Linked DNA regions of Homo sapiens: region 2 is linked to region 1. Evidence: chromatin loops called from intact Hi-C (ENCODE). Cell type or tissue: sigmoid colon. All regions are shown on one strand. Each heading gives the region's core, and the rest is flanking DNA. Links, peaks and the distances in the headings are about the cores only. Region 1 overlaps PRKG1 (protein kinase cGMP-dependent 1). Region 2 overlaps PRKG1 (protein kinase cGMP-dependent 1).

What was found. A loop is a pair of places that touch in the nucleus more often than their neighbours do. Peaks named below come from ENCODE experiments on the same cell type or tissue, not always from the same donor. Only the 100,000 strongest peaks of a DNase experiment are listed, where the experiment ranks them.
Region 2: it touches region 1 in a loop (2.5-fold over the local background); 6 of 110 quality-filtered maps call a loop at or near these places.

Annotation. Positions count from the first base shown.
Region 1 is chr10:51,223,080-51,231,431 of GRCh38, reverse strand. All of the region lies in intron 2 of PRKG1 (protein kinase cGMP-dependent 1), which reads right to left. Among named protein-coding and RNA genes, the nearest start is that of MIR605, 72 kb to the left of the region's middle. In sigmoid colon, for the core only: no CTCF peak of the experiment used is centred there; no DNase peak of the experiment used is centred there; H3K4me3 peaks cover 848 bases; H3K27ac peaks cover 1,020 bases.
Region 2 is chr10:51,088,085-51,096,436 of GRCh38, reverse strand. The region is part of intron 1 of PRKG1 (protein kinase cGMP-dependent 1); the gene reads right to left. Among named protein-coding and RNA genes, the nearest start is that of PRKG1, 18 kb to the right of the region's middle. In sigmoid colon, for the core only: no CTCF peak of the experiment used is centred there; a DNase peak (open chromatin) is centred at 3,836; H3K4me3 peaks cover 1,298 bases.

The sequences.
Region 1 (8,352 bases), core at 136-8,135:
CATGAGACTGAAACGCACAATTTGGCTGCTCACTCTGACATGGCAATATACACCCTGAATATTGCATGAATATTGAAGCTGTATGCAGCTTTGACTGGGTCTATTTTAATGTGCTCAGTACCTGGTTTGAAAACTCATGTTACCTTCCCTTACTGCCAGTAATGTTTCCGAGTTTTAATTTTAAGTAGGAAATTATACAACTTTAGTAAGAAAGTAACCAGGGATTGCCCCCTAAAATTTAACTTCCCCAATTTTTAACGTAAAACATGTTTGCTGTAATCTAGGCTTTGGAGACTCAGCCTAGAGTCTTTTTACCTCCTGAAGTAAACGAGGGCTTCTCCCTCCCTTTTCACTCCCAGCAAGAAGGGCTGAAGCCAACCTAGCTGACTAGGACATGCAGAGGTGAATTCCAGACTTAATGGTTTACAGTAACCAGGGCACTGGGGACAGCTGAAACTCATGAGGCTTCAAATTGGAAGCTCTCTGCAAGTGCACTTAAAAATGACCATATTTTTCCTTTAAAGTGCCTACAACCAGCCCTCCACATTCATGGGTTCTGCATTCGTGGATTTAACCAATCATGGATCAAATATATTTGAAAAAAAAATTGCATCTGTACTGAACATGTGCAGGCTTTTTTTTTTTCTAGTCACTATTTCCTAAGCAATACAGTATAACAACTATTTACATAGCATTTACTTGCATTCATTATTATAAGTAATTTAGAGATGATTTAAAGTATATGGTAGGATGTGCATAAGTTATATGCAAATACTATTTTATGCCATTTTATGTCAAAGACTTGAGCATCCTTGGATTTCAGTATCCGTAAGAAGTCCTGGAACCTATCTCCCATGGATACTAAGGGACAACTGAATTTAACTCTTTAGTATGGACCAGACATTTTTCACACGAGTGTATCTAATTCTTACAACCACATAAGAGGGTAATATTGTATTTCATGAGGTTTTTAAAAAATTATATTAGTGCTACATCTTTTTGGTAAAAATACCAACAGTAAGTAAAAGTATAATGTGAAAAGTAAATACTTCTACCCCTATGCACACATATATGAATCACTCATCAAAATTCCCAGAGGTACCCATTAGTGCCAATGCTTTGAGTATCTCCCAGAAAGCCTCTATGCATGTCTCTTTGTGCATATACCCTTCTGAAACTATTTTATTTCACATGGTATCTTGAACATTTACCTATATCGAATTCATGTTCCCATATCTAATTTCCCACAACTAATTCATTTTTATTCTCTTTAGTGGCCACTGAATAAATGTTCTTTCATTTACTTAGTTAGTTTTCTGAACATTTAGTTTCTAGTTTTTATTATTACTAATAATGCTGTAAAGAATATCCTTGTACGTGTTGAAAAATAGCACTTACAAGTGATATTGCTTAGTTAAAATTAGGAATATTTTAAATTTTGATAGACACTGCTAAATTTCTTTTTCTTTCTTTTTTCTTTTTCTTTTTTTTTTTTTTTTTTTTTTGAGATCGCCTCACCCTGTAACCCAGGCTGACAGAAGCAGTGGCACAAACACGGCTCACTGCAGCCTCGACTTCCTGGGCTCCAGCAATCCTCCAACCTCAGCTTCCCAAGTAGCTGGGACTACAGAAGCATGCCACCATGTTAGGCTAATTTTTATTTTTTGTAGAGAAAGAGTTTTGCCACGTTTCCCAGGTCAGACTTGAACTCCTGGGCTCAAACCATCCACCTGCCTCAGCCTCCTAAATTGCTGGGATTGTAGGCATGAGCCACCACACCTGGCCCATTACTAAATTTCTGAACTGAAGCTTTTAGTCCCATTTTTATGTGTTAGGGAAACTGAGTCTTGGAGAGACTAAGATACATTTCAGTGGTCACAAAAGCTCATAAGCAAACTTGTAGAGTGAGGATCTGAAATTAAGGTTATCTAGCTCTGAGCTTCACCACTTCCACCCTTGTCACCTGACTTCTTAAAACCTTAAAGTGACTCTCAGCCTAATAGTAGTCCTTAAATTTCTGGAAGAAGTAGTCAGTTTGGTACTGGCATGGACAACGGAACATTTATTCAGTGTGAGACAAACTATTGACCAATACCTTCTTATCTGGGAAATGAGTTTCCAAAGGGGTTTAAATATATCATTTATTCACTCATTTATAAAATAATGTTTGAGTACCTCCTCTCTGCCAGGTATGGTGCTTTACCATGGAGACCCTTGCTGAACAAAATTGACAGGTTTCTACATTTTAGTGGAGGAGAGACATATTAACAAAATCATCATAAAAATTAATGTAAAATTATAGCCAACCAGTACAAACATGTCACTGATATCTGAGCTTATAAGAGGATTTGACACAGACAAGGTTAGGATTCCTGGAGGTAATGCTAATTGAGTTGAAATCCAAAGGAAAGGTGGGAGTGAGTAGTGGAAAAAGGTAGAAAAGTGCATTTCACTCCAGGTAAAGGAACAGTCTGCATAACGGTCATGATGGAAAGAAACAGTGCAAGTTCCAGAGACTGGACAGGGCAAAGCGTGGTTATACAACAGGGATAGAGAAAATGTAAGCAGGATCCAGGCCACGTAGGGCTTTATTAGTCTGGGGAAGGAGTATTATCTTCGGCAAAGTGGGAGGCATTGAAAGGTTAACAGGAAGGTGTAAATCACTGTGGCAGCACAGAGGAAAATGATTACTTAATTCCTAAAGCAAAACTCTTCAGTATATTAAATGTACATCGTACATGCAATTGAAAGCAGCAACTTTTCTAAGAAGAAACTCCACATGCCTAAAAACCACACCTGATGCTCACTAGTGCTCTCTTGGTCTCCCCTCTCTCTCTCTTTCTCCCATAAGTAGGAAGACAACAAAAAGCAATTTACTTAAATGACCTTAAATCTAAAGATGCAGTAAAAATTATCACCATCATGATCTGGGGACAGGATTACATATGAAGAGTTAAATTAGAGAGCTTTCCAAATCAACTTAGCTGCAAATGCTGACATCAATTTAAAATTAACCAACTGCATAACCAGTACAAGTAGTCACTTGGGGAAGCAAATTTCAGGAAGAATCCACTTAGACTAAGAGAGTGTGGCAGCTGCCTCAGAAAAGAGACCTGTCACTTGCCCCATAACCTCAGCTTCTCTGAACATTCTAAGCAGTAAGGCTTTCCTACAAAGTAAAGTTTCCAAAGGGCAGACACAATAACATAACTCGTTGGCTAAATGCATCTATCCCAGACCTTTAAACAACTGAAAGAATAATCGAGACATAAACTGTATGCACAAATGAGAATGCTAGCTTCTGTGCCAAAGAATGTGTGATTTCAACACCTGGTACCGTGAAGCCTCCAGTGTAAATCTGAAGTCTAGGTCACTTTGCTTGACATATGAATGCTTCCCTGAGATTCTCCCCACCCCCTCCAAAAATCCCTAAAGAAAATGATCCAGCAACTGGAAGATGTTCATACAGGTTAGAGTTGCTCTAAAGTAGAATAGTCTAGAGATGTCCATGAGATTAAATTCAACCTCCACAGTCGTTTGGCACAACACTCAAGGCCCTTACTTGATAGTCCCTGCTGTGATTGCAAGCACTTTTGTGCCACTCTTTCTTGCCCTCTCATCCCTGCCACACCTTATGCCCCAGTCACAGGGATGCTTTACCTGATCTCAGCAACACTAAGCTGTGCCTCTTGGTTCATGTTTCTTTCTCCACATTAAATTCCCTTCGCTGTTGCTGAACTCTGGCTTTTCTTTTAAAACCAAACTCTAAAGTCTGGTCCGGGAGCAATTCAACATTTTATGAGAACCAGCTGTACACCAGGCATTTGGGATACAAAGATAAATAGGCCTCAATTTTTGTCCCTCAGAAGGTCATATTATGATGTGTCTTTACATTCCTAGTGGCTAACAGATTGCTGTTAGTAAATAATGTTCAACAAGGTAAATTGGATATATCCAAACAAGAATAATAAATTGAGGGTACCAGCATTCAAAAAGAGAACAAGAACACCTGAAGGGCTAGTGTGGTGTGCACCATGCTATTATAACACAGGGCATACACAGTATCCTCAAGAATTTAGGATGTCCTTCACCTAGGGAAGAAAATATATTGTTATAGAAATCATTCATTCATTCATTCACTATTTTCTCTTTTGATGTGCAAGATATTATGCTAGGCACTATAAGCCTATGATGACTGACATGTCTCTATCAAAAGAACTTAAAGGGATAGGATATAGACACATATATATATATAAATATATGTACCATATATAAAACATATATATTTATAATATATATAATTATTCCTGTACATTACACAGGAATAATTATTAAATGACTTAAAGTTCTGTAAGAGTTCAAAGGTGAGAGATTTCCTCTAAATAATGGAGACATATTATCTACTTATCCTCCACCTCAAAAGCGCTGTGGAATCTGATGCTGAATGCCTAGTGGAAAATGTCACCAAGTGGTCGGTGGGCTTGTCCAATTGTTGCTGGGACACCTATTCACATCAATAGTTGAGTATCTCCTGAAAAATTCTCAATTTCAGTTTCAGACTACTATAAATCTTAGTAATTTATTTCTTTTACTGAGCCAAAATATATTTTCCTGAAACTTCCATCTGTTAGTCCTATGTCTTGCTCTCATTTCAGAGTTAATTCATTTCTTCCTCCACATCCATAATTTGAAAAAATTAAATAACTGTTATTCTCCATAGTTTATTTCTGTGGAGTTCTTGGATCTGCCTTCTTATTCAAGATAGGAACTAACCCTCCTAGTTTCTAATATCCTCAAATTGTATTAGTATGCTATTAAGCTTCTCTGTGAATTTATTAATAAACATATTGAACCAGACCAAAGTTTTCATCAAATTGGCATTAATGAATAACATTGCTACAGTTGATTATTCAAACAGCCAAAGATCTGCCTAACAAAATTATCACTCAGCTTACAGCCCTCATACTCATTGATAAAGACATTATAGGGAACACTGATGCACATCTTGCTAAAAACCAGATACACAACATCCATGACTTTCCAGTAATCTATCAGCCAATTAACTCATGCAAACAACAACAACGTAAAGTTTGACTCCATGACTTGATCATAGTGAATCTAGCTAAATCTTAGTAATCAACTTTTTCTTTCCTAAAAAATAATTTTGTAAATAAATAATCTGCCCCACATTATGCAGAATCATTTTTCTGTTTGTTCGTTTGTTTTTGCAGACAGAGTCTCACTCTGTCCCCCAGACTAGAGTGCTGTGGAGTGATCTTGGGTCACTGCAACCTCTGAATCCCGGGTTCAAGTAATTCTCATGCCTCAGCCTTCTGAGTAGCTGGGACTACAGGTGCCTGCCACCACACCTGGCTAACTTTTTGTATTTTAGTAGAGGCGGTGTTTCACCGTGTTGCCCAGGCTGATCTCAAACTCCTGAGCTCAGACAATCCATTCACCTTGGCCTCCCAAAGTGCTAGGATTACAAACATGAGCCATCGCGCCCAGCACAGAATCAATTTTGATTACTTAAATAAAGATGAGGGGATCTACATTATTCCCAGACTTTTTCTTAGAAGTTAAAAGAGTACTAGTTTCTGTGCTCTAGCAACTATTCTATATTCTGTGAGTTCTATACAGTGAATCTAGAACTTTTCTAAATCAGTATTTTTTTAATGACAATGAGATTTTTTAAAGTCTCAGTTTATAGCCACATTCACTTAAAAAGCAACACCTTCACTATAGAGAAATACATACACACTGAATTTATATTATTAATAATAATGTATTTACGTATAATAAACAAAAAGTTAAGAAAACATAATTTTCTACTTTAGCAATGGCAGAGATTCTCAAAACAAAAGATTAAAAAGGAAAATAAGCTAAAATATGCTTCCCTTTGTTTTGAGGAAATGAAGCATATTAAACAAGCAAATCAGCAAACAAATATGGGTTCCTGGTAGACCTTTCTTTGGATACAATTATATATTAATACATTAATTCATAATTTGGTGTGCACAATGGACTGAATACCTACGTCTCCTCAAAATGCATATGCTGGAATCCTAACCCTTAAGGGGATGGGATTAGGAGGCAGGGTCTTCGGGAGGTAATTAGTTCATAAGTAAGGGTAGATCCCTCATGGATGAGATGAGGGCCCTTATAAAAGAGAGCCCAGTGAACTAGCTAGCTTCTTCTACCACATGAGGACACAGAGAGGAGGCAACACGTATGTGAAAGGGGGCCTTCACCAGACACTAAATACGCCAGCGCCTCCAGACACAGAATCTTCCAAACTCCAGAACTGTGAAAAATAAATTTCTGTTGTTTATAAGCTACACAGTTTGTAGTATTTCGTAATAACAGCCCAGATGGACTAAAACAGTGTATATTTCCTTTCATGTTAACTGCAAATCAAAGTTCTCTCTTCCTATTTTCATCACCAACACTAAATTTATATGCTCTTTGGAAGTTGGGGCAGGGGGTAGGCGATGGGAAGCAGGGGCATGGCTAAAACTGCCAAACAGTTTTCATGGATTATTTCCAAATTGGATGATTCCACTGGGCCAGATTCTGCCCACCTCAACCCTCCCTATAATTTCAACCATATGTGGTCCTCTTCAATTCTATTCTCAGAATAAACATGATGATGAAATAGGGCTTGGATTTTACTTAAGAGGCTGCATACTTCAGTGACAAGCAAGCTCGTTCTTCTAAGTACCCTGTAATCCAGTTTACAGAAATATAGGACGCTCTGTAGGAGAAAAATAAAATGAAAGTAAATGTGTTCTTATGTATGTAATAACTTTCTCAGTTACAACAGGATATACTGTAGGAGAAAAATAAAATGAAAGTAAATGTGTTCTTATGTATGTGATAACTTTCTCAGTTACAACAGGATATAAAATATTGTGCCACCTGGGAAAAATTTCTCAAGCACAAATGCAAATTAGTTTGATGTCTGAAAATATTCACTATCTGCTAAATCTCTGAGCAATAAATATTCATTGCTAGACAATGACAACTTCTTATTAAAGAGAATAGGATGGGAACAAGGCTGAAGAGATCGTTAGGATGGAACATGCTACCATGGAAAAATCTGCCTGGCACTCAGGCCCTTGAATTAGGTGGACACACCTTTCTCTGACTCCTTAGTGATTCTAATGATGATGCTGATGATACCTAAACTGACAGAAGGAACTGAAACCCAGAACTTCCCACTGAAAACGTTAACTTTTCCAGTGTGTCCAAATCTGTCACACTTGGCAGGTCTAGATGAAGGCAATGGCAGGCTTACACAAAACCACAAAATACAGTTTATCTTCTGTCTTCCAGCAGTGCCTCTTTTCCTATTTTCCCACTCCATGGTTCCTCTCTATTCTGGTCTATGTGTCCTTATGCTTGCTTCTTTTTTACACAAAGATACCATTTACAGGATGGGCATGTAGAAGAGAATTATAAAAACCTGCTCCTAATCAAAGCACACTTTCCCTTAGAGCCAGTCATTTCAGCAATGTATTCAAAGTAAAACAATGAAATGAACTATATTTAATCCAGAGCTAAGAATGAGTGACTGCTTCAATTTATTCTTCAGCACAGTATTTGCATTATATTTGTGAGCCAACATACTTTTATCTGTCAAGTCTACTTTTAAGGCTTTATCATTAGAAAATAATTATATGTGCAGAATAAAATGGTGATGTCTTTCTCGAAGAATTGTTTTTATAATAATAAATTTAAAAATGGAAATAGGCCAAAAGAATAAAAAGAAGAAATTAGTAAATTATATCTTATACAGCCATTAAATTTATGTCTGTAGAAATATACATCTTATGTGGTAAGATATTTATGATATACTAAGTAAAAGGACAAATTTTTTAATGGATAGTAGAATCCTATAGAGAATACATTTATATAGATATTCACTCGTGTATGTGTGTATGTATGCACTAGGCATAGTGCAAAGCACTTTGTAAACAAGAACACATATGGCCTCTACTTATATGAAGTATACATGTGGGCTCAAATACAGACATTAACTTAAGTCAGCAGACAAAAATTTCTGTCTTCATGGGGTTTATATCTTTTTCTTGGTTCTTTTTGCCTGGCACATATTGCTTGTGATATTAAAATAATAATTTTGAACTTTTTTATAACTATAAAAATGTTCTCTCTTTTCCTAGATTGCTTGAAACACAATCCACAATCAGAATTTAGGTGATTTCCAGGAGCTACAGAGGGTGGGGGAAGTGAGGATATGTAGATCAATGGGTACAAACTTCCAGGTATAAAATGAGTAAGTTCTGGGGCTATAATATACAGCGTGGTGATTACAGTTAATATTCCTCTATT
Region 2 (8,352 bases), core at 244-8,243, 140 kb after region 1:
ACACCATGGTCTACTAACTATCCAGTTTTTGCAACCATGAGGCTAGTAGGAGTGCCAACTGGGCTACTGACCTAAAAATTATTAAGTGTCTAAACACAGGCTCAGTCTTTAGTTCATGGACAAATGCAACATAAGGGTTAATTTCTACCTTCAATGGCCAGACAAATGTGGGATAAGGAACCAAGAGCTCATTACACAGAGTCCTGGATCGGTTTCAAAGCCCTATCTTTCCTTCTTTCACCTCCCTCCTCTTTCCCTTTCCTTCCAATTCTATCCCTCTTGAGCTGCTGTGCCTTCATTTTATCTACCATTTAAAAAAAGAAACACTACTAAATTTATTAAATAAAAAGAATTGCATATTTCTAATTCTTATGTAATAATATCACACACACACAACTTTGATGGGAGCATATAACACATAAATTCAAGCACAAACAAAACACAAAAGCTCATAATTAAAAATGTTACATTTCTATCTCTGAAACAAGAGGTAAAAACAATACATCTAAAGTTTTCCAGATCCTTTTAGCCTGCCAAAAGTCCTCAATTTATTTTTCCTGAATCATATGACTTCAATAAAATGAAGAATACTATTTCTACCTTAAATGTGAATTTCACTAGGAGTCTTCAAACCCTTGATTTACAAAAATTTATTCTTACAAATCTCATTGGGAAGGTGTGTAAATCTGTAAAGTCCTCAAGCAGACAGCAAACTAATTTGCTTTGACTCAGAATGCAGTTCCCCAGTACTGAGTATCACACTGCGCCAATACTTGAGTTTGTCTAAAAGCAGCAAAGCTGGGCACGCGGTCTGGCTGCTATCAAAGAATTCCCTTGAAATAGTGCTGAAAATAACTGCAATTGCTGTTAACTATAAGGTTTTCCTAAGTGAATAAGGCAAAAATAAGATTGGGGCTATTAATTTTAAATGAAATTGCTTACTTTACTCTTCAAGGCAACTAAGGAAACAGGGAATTACAATACACTCTAGCTGTGCCCAAGTAAATAAAGTCCCCCGCTTGAACCTGAGTTAAGTGTGCATTACCAGCGTTTAGGTATTTGATTACAAAAACACGGAGAGCCAAACCGTTTGACCAAAACATTTTGGGAGCTCATATAGAAGAGAAAAACTAGAAGAAAACTGCCTTTACCTCTGCAACAACCATGATTTCTGAGGCCAATAATTTAGAAGCATCCCGAAACTAAAAGTCAGCATGGAAAATGAGAGAGTACAGAACTAGATATTAAGAGACCTGGATTCTGAATGTGCCTCTTAGCAGTGATGTTACTATAGATCATAAACCCTCCAGACGTCTTTGTCATTAATTGTATAATGAAGGGGGTACATTTTGCAACTTTTATAGCCTTTCTTATCTGTAATGTGTGATTTTAAGGATCAGTGCTCTGCAGGGAAAAGAGTAAGGAATGTGGATTCAGCCAGACCCGAGTTCAAATTCAGCTTTTATTTGTATACTACGCTGTGACTTTGATCAAGTTATTTAATTTCCCTAAGCTTCAAGTGACTCAAATGCTAATTGTGGACTAATATAGCTTCTGAAGATGAAAAACAGTCTGAAATATAAATGTTAGTTTTGCTTATAAACTGTAAGGTCTATAAACCCTTACACATAAAGCCAAAATCAAAACTCTAAACACCAAAGCTTTGTACGTTTGCAGAAAACTCACTTGGTCACAAAACCCAACCTAATTTGGCCACAAGGGTTTCGGCAGCTTTTGTGTTTCCTATTTCAGTAAATATCCATATGTTTTGCTGAAGAAATGTAGATACGTTTTTTTATGGAGCGCTGCCCTAGACCCCCAGTGGATGTTACAGAATCCATTCTACATGTATCTTTCATGATACCATTCAAAAACCTGAAAGAAAAAAAAAAATCTGGATTCTAAAGCACACTGGGATCCAAAGGTTTCAGGTAAGAATTATGCATTTATGTTACAGATTTTAATTGTTTAGCATGTATTTTAATTTTTAGAATTTCTTATATTCATAGCTCAAAACCAAACACGACCCATTCAATAAGTAATCCATACAGAATGAAAACACAGAAAATACTGATATATTCCATTTTGTTTCCTAATTATTAAGATTTAATACTCTGTCTCAATTGTTATGTTCATCTATCTTCACGTACAGACTGAGTGCAAAGAACTGTTAGAAGCTGAGTGCTACAAGAAGAATAAAAGGGAAATATATATACATATATATATTTATAAAAAACACTGCATAAGTGTTTTCTATGCCCTAGATACTATGCTAGTCTCTTTACATATGTATTTCTAATTTAAGGTTGTGACACAAGTTCTGTCCCCTAGTAGTTTAGAGCCTAGATCCGGATAGACAAACAGCACTCATTGTTCACTGCACATCTACTGTGCCAAGCACCATTCTGGGGTCTAAAGCCTGGGGCCTGGATCAACAAAGGTGAGCTTACATGGACAAACAACCACAAGGAAACAAATAAATATATACTTTCAGGTAATTAAGTGCTCTCAAGAAACCAAGGTAAGATAATGCAATAAAGAATGTATGGGATAAAAGTGACTTGTTCAGAGAAGGGAGGTAGTAGTACCTGAGTGCATGGCGTGTGTGTGTGTGTGTGTGTGTGTGTGTGTGTGTATATATATATATAAAATACATATATATGTATATGTATATATGTATATATACATATAAATATATATATAAAATACACACACACATGTATTTATATATAGTATACATATAAAATATATATATACACACATACATACATATATATAATGTACACCCTCACAAAATGTGAAAAAAAATTATGAAGTAATAATTAAAAAAACAAGAGTTGACATTAAAAACCAAAAGAATATTAGACCTAAAGAAATGCAAACCTATAGTATACCATAAAACAAAGCATTTCAGACTGGTATGGGCAGAAAAGTTCTCCTGGAAGTGAAAGGCAGATCAGCCTTGAAAAGGAGGGGAACAAGCCAAGTACTAGCAAAGTGCAAGGAGAGACAGCTCCTAACTAAAAATCTCTGCTCCATTATTTTGGGCACCAGGATAAACTGCTTCCAATAGTGTTTATGTACAGTCTGCCACATTCAGCTCTAAATTCCCATCCTATATTATTCCAGGGGTTCTCTACTTTTAAGGCACGTCAGAATCACCTAGATGGGTGGTTAAAATACAGATTGCTAGCCCTAGCCCAGAGTTTCTGATTCAAAGAGTTTGGAGAGATATCTCAGAATCTGCATTTCTAACAAGCTCCCAGGTGACGCTGAAGCTGTTTGTCCAGGGCTCACACTTTGAGAACCGCAGGGTCTCTATATCTTTTAGGTTTTGCTCACCATTCTGGATTCTGCAAACAAACAAAACACAAGGAAACAGTATCAACCTGCACAACGATTCGTAGTGTGTTTTGAAAATCCTGTTGCATCACATGCGTTTTTATAAAATCCTCTAAATCCTTTGTTTATGTGTATACATAGGTATATCTCTAATATTTTGAATTCCTAATTGCTTTATACCTAGTTATTTATCCAAGCTGGTTCCCATCCACAAACATTGCTCACTTTTGTTCACTATTACTTATTTAAATATAAAAATCTGTAACTGAATCTTAAATCTCCAACTTACTGTAAACACATGGAACAGTTTATTGTCTCTGAAATTCCTTTATCAGTCTCCAGTGAATCCTCAAAGTAAGACTATTCTTTATTCTCTCACACTGAAACTTCATTTCTGGTACCCGCACAATAAGAAAGCAAGCTAACAGTGCTACCTCATTTCACTGCTGAATAAGCAACAGATTTGGCAGCATCCCCAGTTGGCTCATAACCCAGAAGCCTTTGCACCAGGCAGGACTGATAGGCATCAGAGCAAAGGCTTCTGGGGAACACAGCCAGCCAGTTAGCAAGCCAGGATCCTTAGTGAGACAAAGTGGAGTTAGCTTCAGCCACCTAAATCAGTTATGTCCCACTGGGGTTGGGACCACCTACTTTAGAGACCATTTCGTCTTCTTCATCTGCTTTCAGCCTCAGTGGCACAAGAACCCATTAGAATTCTTCCTTTAAAATCATTTCTATTCAAAAGAGAGGTTTAATTGAAACCCTCCACTTTCTTCACGAAATCATCACTTCAGGCACATCTAAAGAACTGAAATTTCTCCCTTTCTCTCTAAGCCCGTAAAGTTATTTTGTATTACATTTTTCTCATGTATGCTTGTCCATTCCTTTATTTCATCAATCAAATCTCTTCTCTCCCTTTGCCTCTCTCATTTCACAAACAGCTCTCTGATCAATTCTATATTCACCTCAGGGATCAGTGCTTATCTTTAACCTGTTGACTCTGTTCTTTTAACACTTCATGGCAGAATTTGCACAGGGAGCCAAAAAGCCAAGTTGGAAGGTTATTTCAAGGATATATCTTAGTGCTGAAGAAAATAGAACTGTAAAGCTGTAGAAAAGCAGAAGCCATACAGTTTGCTTACCAGAGTACCTCAAGATTAATCATTCTTAGTATAGGCACAGGCAGCAACAGGTGATCTCAGGCAAATTACTTAACTTCTCTGAGCTTGCTTTACTTTTGCTGTCCCTAAAATGGAGCAATTATTCCCTATATTTCAGAACTTTTATGAAGATTAGAGGGAAAAGGTATATTAATCCTCAGTAGAATGCCTGCACACCGTAAGTATTCTATAAATGGCAACCTGCTACTACTGCTGTTGTTACTGCTAATCAGATCATTAATACACTAATATACCAGATCTAGGCACAAAACTAAATGCTTCAATTCTCCAAAAACAACAACAAAAACCAGGCCAATTGAGCTTTTCTCACAGTAATGAGATTTAGTGTCCAATATAACAACAAATGCCCTGGGTCCAAATACAACCTTAGCATTCTAAACTTCATTGAATAAGCCATAAATTGTGTCACATAGTCATTCAAGTAAATTGATATTTGTAAAATAAAATGCTTATTTATATGAAAGGTATAGAAAAGGAAAATTTATAAATACAGAAAGCAGATTAGTGGTTGCCAGGTCCTGGGAGTAGAGCAGGGACTGACTGCAATTGGGTTCCAGGAAATTTAGGGGGTAATTGAAATGTTCCAAAACTGGATTGTGGTGATGGTCGTACAAGTCTATAAATGTAGTGAAAAACCTTGTATTTTACATGTATAATAGGTAAGTTTTATGGTATATAAATTATACTTCCATAAAGCTGTTAAAAATAATCTTTCTTGTATTACATGACACATCTCAAAATAAACTAGTATTTTTATTTTTATTCTAAAGCATTCCATTATCAGCTCATCATTATGACTGTCAAGAATTTGTCCAAGACCATTAATGTATTCCTCTACAGGCAAGCAGGACTGTTATCATTGCTTTTATCCACAATCATATTGTTTTTGAAAAGACATCTTGAGATACAGTATCAAGGTCATTAACAGAAAGCATTTATAAGCTAAGATTATGTTCTACGTCTGATAGCTTCTTGGTCTGGACAGAAAACATTCAAGTTGGGAATGAATGGTTTTCAAATAGAAATCCATTACTAGTGAATGACTTCTATGCAAACATTTCAACAAACAGAGAAGCCACTTTTCTTTAAACACTTTTGATGGATTTAAATCAAATCATTAAAGCAGTGGGTCTTTAAAACCTTCAACCAGAGCAGCAATGCCATAGTCTACATATATAGTGGCTGCAAATGTTAAAATAAATGTTACGAACAATATTATTACAATTTCACATACATGTATCTGCACAGAATAACCACTAAATACTAACACTTCCTGTCTTTTAGAGCATAAACAGCTTTACCTTGGCATAATACAATTATTTTCATGATTTTTTTAACATGGTTTAAATACATAGTGCTCAGTATAAACTTCATCAATCCATTCTTAAATTTTTGGTAGGCCTGTAACTGCTCATTGAATAAAATAAATAACATTATTATGGAACTTCACACTTGCCTATGTTCAACCCTTCTTGCCCACAGTTATCCCACACAGAAATTGTGTAGGATCCTTTCTGTCACTCAATCTTCCTCTGAGTCATACTCAGTAAAGCCAAGCTGGGTTGTGTTGGGCTCTACTCCAGGACCTTGTCATTACTGAACTTCTTTCCATCTCATGTTCTTCCATTTGGTTTAGACATGTACACAGCACTTTATCAATGGAAAATGGTTTAACAAAACTAATAAAAATTATGATAGTAATGAGAACCTCAACAGCAACTGTTTATTGAGCCCCATACTATGTTTTGAGCACTGGGCTGGGGATTCTCAAGCATTATCTCCAATCAGGGAAATGTTATAATCCTCATTTATAGTGAGAACATGGAAGATTAGATTCAATATTACACACCTAGTTAGTGCTAAAGTAGCAATTAAATTAGAACCCATTCTCCTATCCATTGTATATGCCATGTTCTGAGCTTACCTACTGTAATTTCCATAAATGCATTGCTGAATCACAGGAGTCAGTGGCTTCTCAAGGTAATCTCATGAGTACATGAATGCCCACAGAGTGTGAAGAATGGGTTGAGCTAAGTGTGATGACCTACTGGGTTTACAGTGGTATCATTTAAGAACTATTGGATTTAGGTTATATTACCTTAACTCTTTGATAATTAATTTTCTCATCTGTACAACAGTGATGATCTGTCCTCCATTATTTGCTCAGGTATTGTGAGGCATAAATGAAATCATACACATATTTATTTTTCTAGCCAATGAATATGTTGCAAAATCTATAGTTGCATTGGTAAATAGGTCACCTAGAAAAATAACTTCAGATACTCACATAAGCATATGACTAGATGAGGTGAAAAGTTTTTTATAGGATTAGGTGTTCTCAGTTTCCATCCTGAAGAGCTAAGAGACAATATACAAGCAAATTCCACCTTCACATTTTTCCTGTGTTTATTTTGATTAATGTTGAGGCAAGCACCTAGTTAAAAAGTATTTCCTTATGTGATTAATGGTCTCTACCAACTCATAATTTTAAGATCTTCAAGAATTTTTGGAGAGTAAAAATTATATCTAAATTTGAAAGGATTTTCTTAGTACGTGTTCTGGCTGTGTCTGCAAAATAAAATTAGTAAGAATTTGAAAAGATTATCTTCTATTTCCACTAATCCCATGCTTGTATTTATTAGCAATCAGTCTATCTTATTTTTAAGATTAACCAATTTATGAGATTTTATGTTGCAGAGTTTGGGATTACACATTTATTAGAGTTGGAGAACAACTGTGCTTCCTTGGAAAGGCATTACAAATCACAGATTATTCAAACTAGAAAGAACTTTTCATGACTGTAATCCCAATCTGAAAAATGGAAATGCCTTCAGAGGGCAGGCCAATAACATAAACAAGGGGTATGGGCTAGTTGAAGAGAGTATGGAGTGATAGGGATTATCATGACCATTTGGAGCACAGGCAATCCACAAAGGCATGCCAAAGCATCCAAATGCAATACCAAACATGCTTGGAAATTCCACTGAGCTCAGTGACATAGGTTTCCAATGTTTAAACTGTAAATTAAAAACTGAAGTATCTAAGGGCCAGAAACATGAAGAGGTTTTATCTTGTCCTTCATTTGACAAAAAAAAAAAAAAAAAATCATATTAAATATCTACTGTGTGCCATCCATTTCTGGGCTCCAAGGATGTAACATGGAGCAACAGAGAAATTGACTTTGTTTTCATGTAACTTACTATTTTCTGGGGGAAGTAGTTGTTAACCAATAACAGTCAAAACATAGAAATTCAAACTCTGATGGATATGGAAAAAATGTACACGGCACCACAAACCCAAACACTGAGAAATGGAAGCCCAATCCCAACCTAGGAATGCTGGGTCCAATCCATGTTGGAAGAAACAAAGGAGTGTCTTTTTTAGCATATAACCTACAACCACTGATTTTCAGATATTAAATGCTATGTGAGCGAGAAGAAGACACATATACTATAGTCTTACCCTATATTAGTTCCTTAACAAATATTTGGTAAATGATTGAACCAAAAAAAAAAAAAAAACTGAAAACCAATCCATAGAAATTTTTATTAACTGCCAGAATAAAGAATCAGAAAGCATTGATAAACTTTCCAAAAATTTCTATTAAAGACATTAATATTTAAGGGAAAAGAGGGAAATCAGTGAGGAAGTAAACCATTGGAAAATTGAGGTAATGTTTCTTCAAAATGGAAATTTGATTCAAGAGGAACAAGCCGAAGCTACTTAAAAATTTTAAACTAAAAACAAACAAAATACTCAAGTACAAGATGAGGAAAACTTTCTATGTATGAATCAGCTAGAAATGCTTTAGGTATATGTAGTTGTGTTT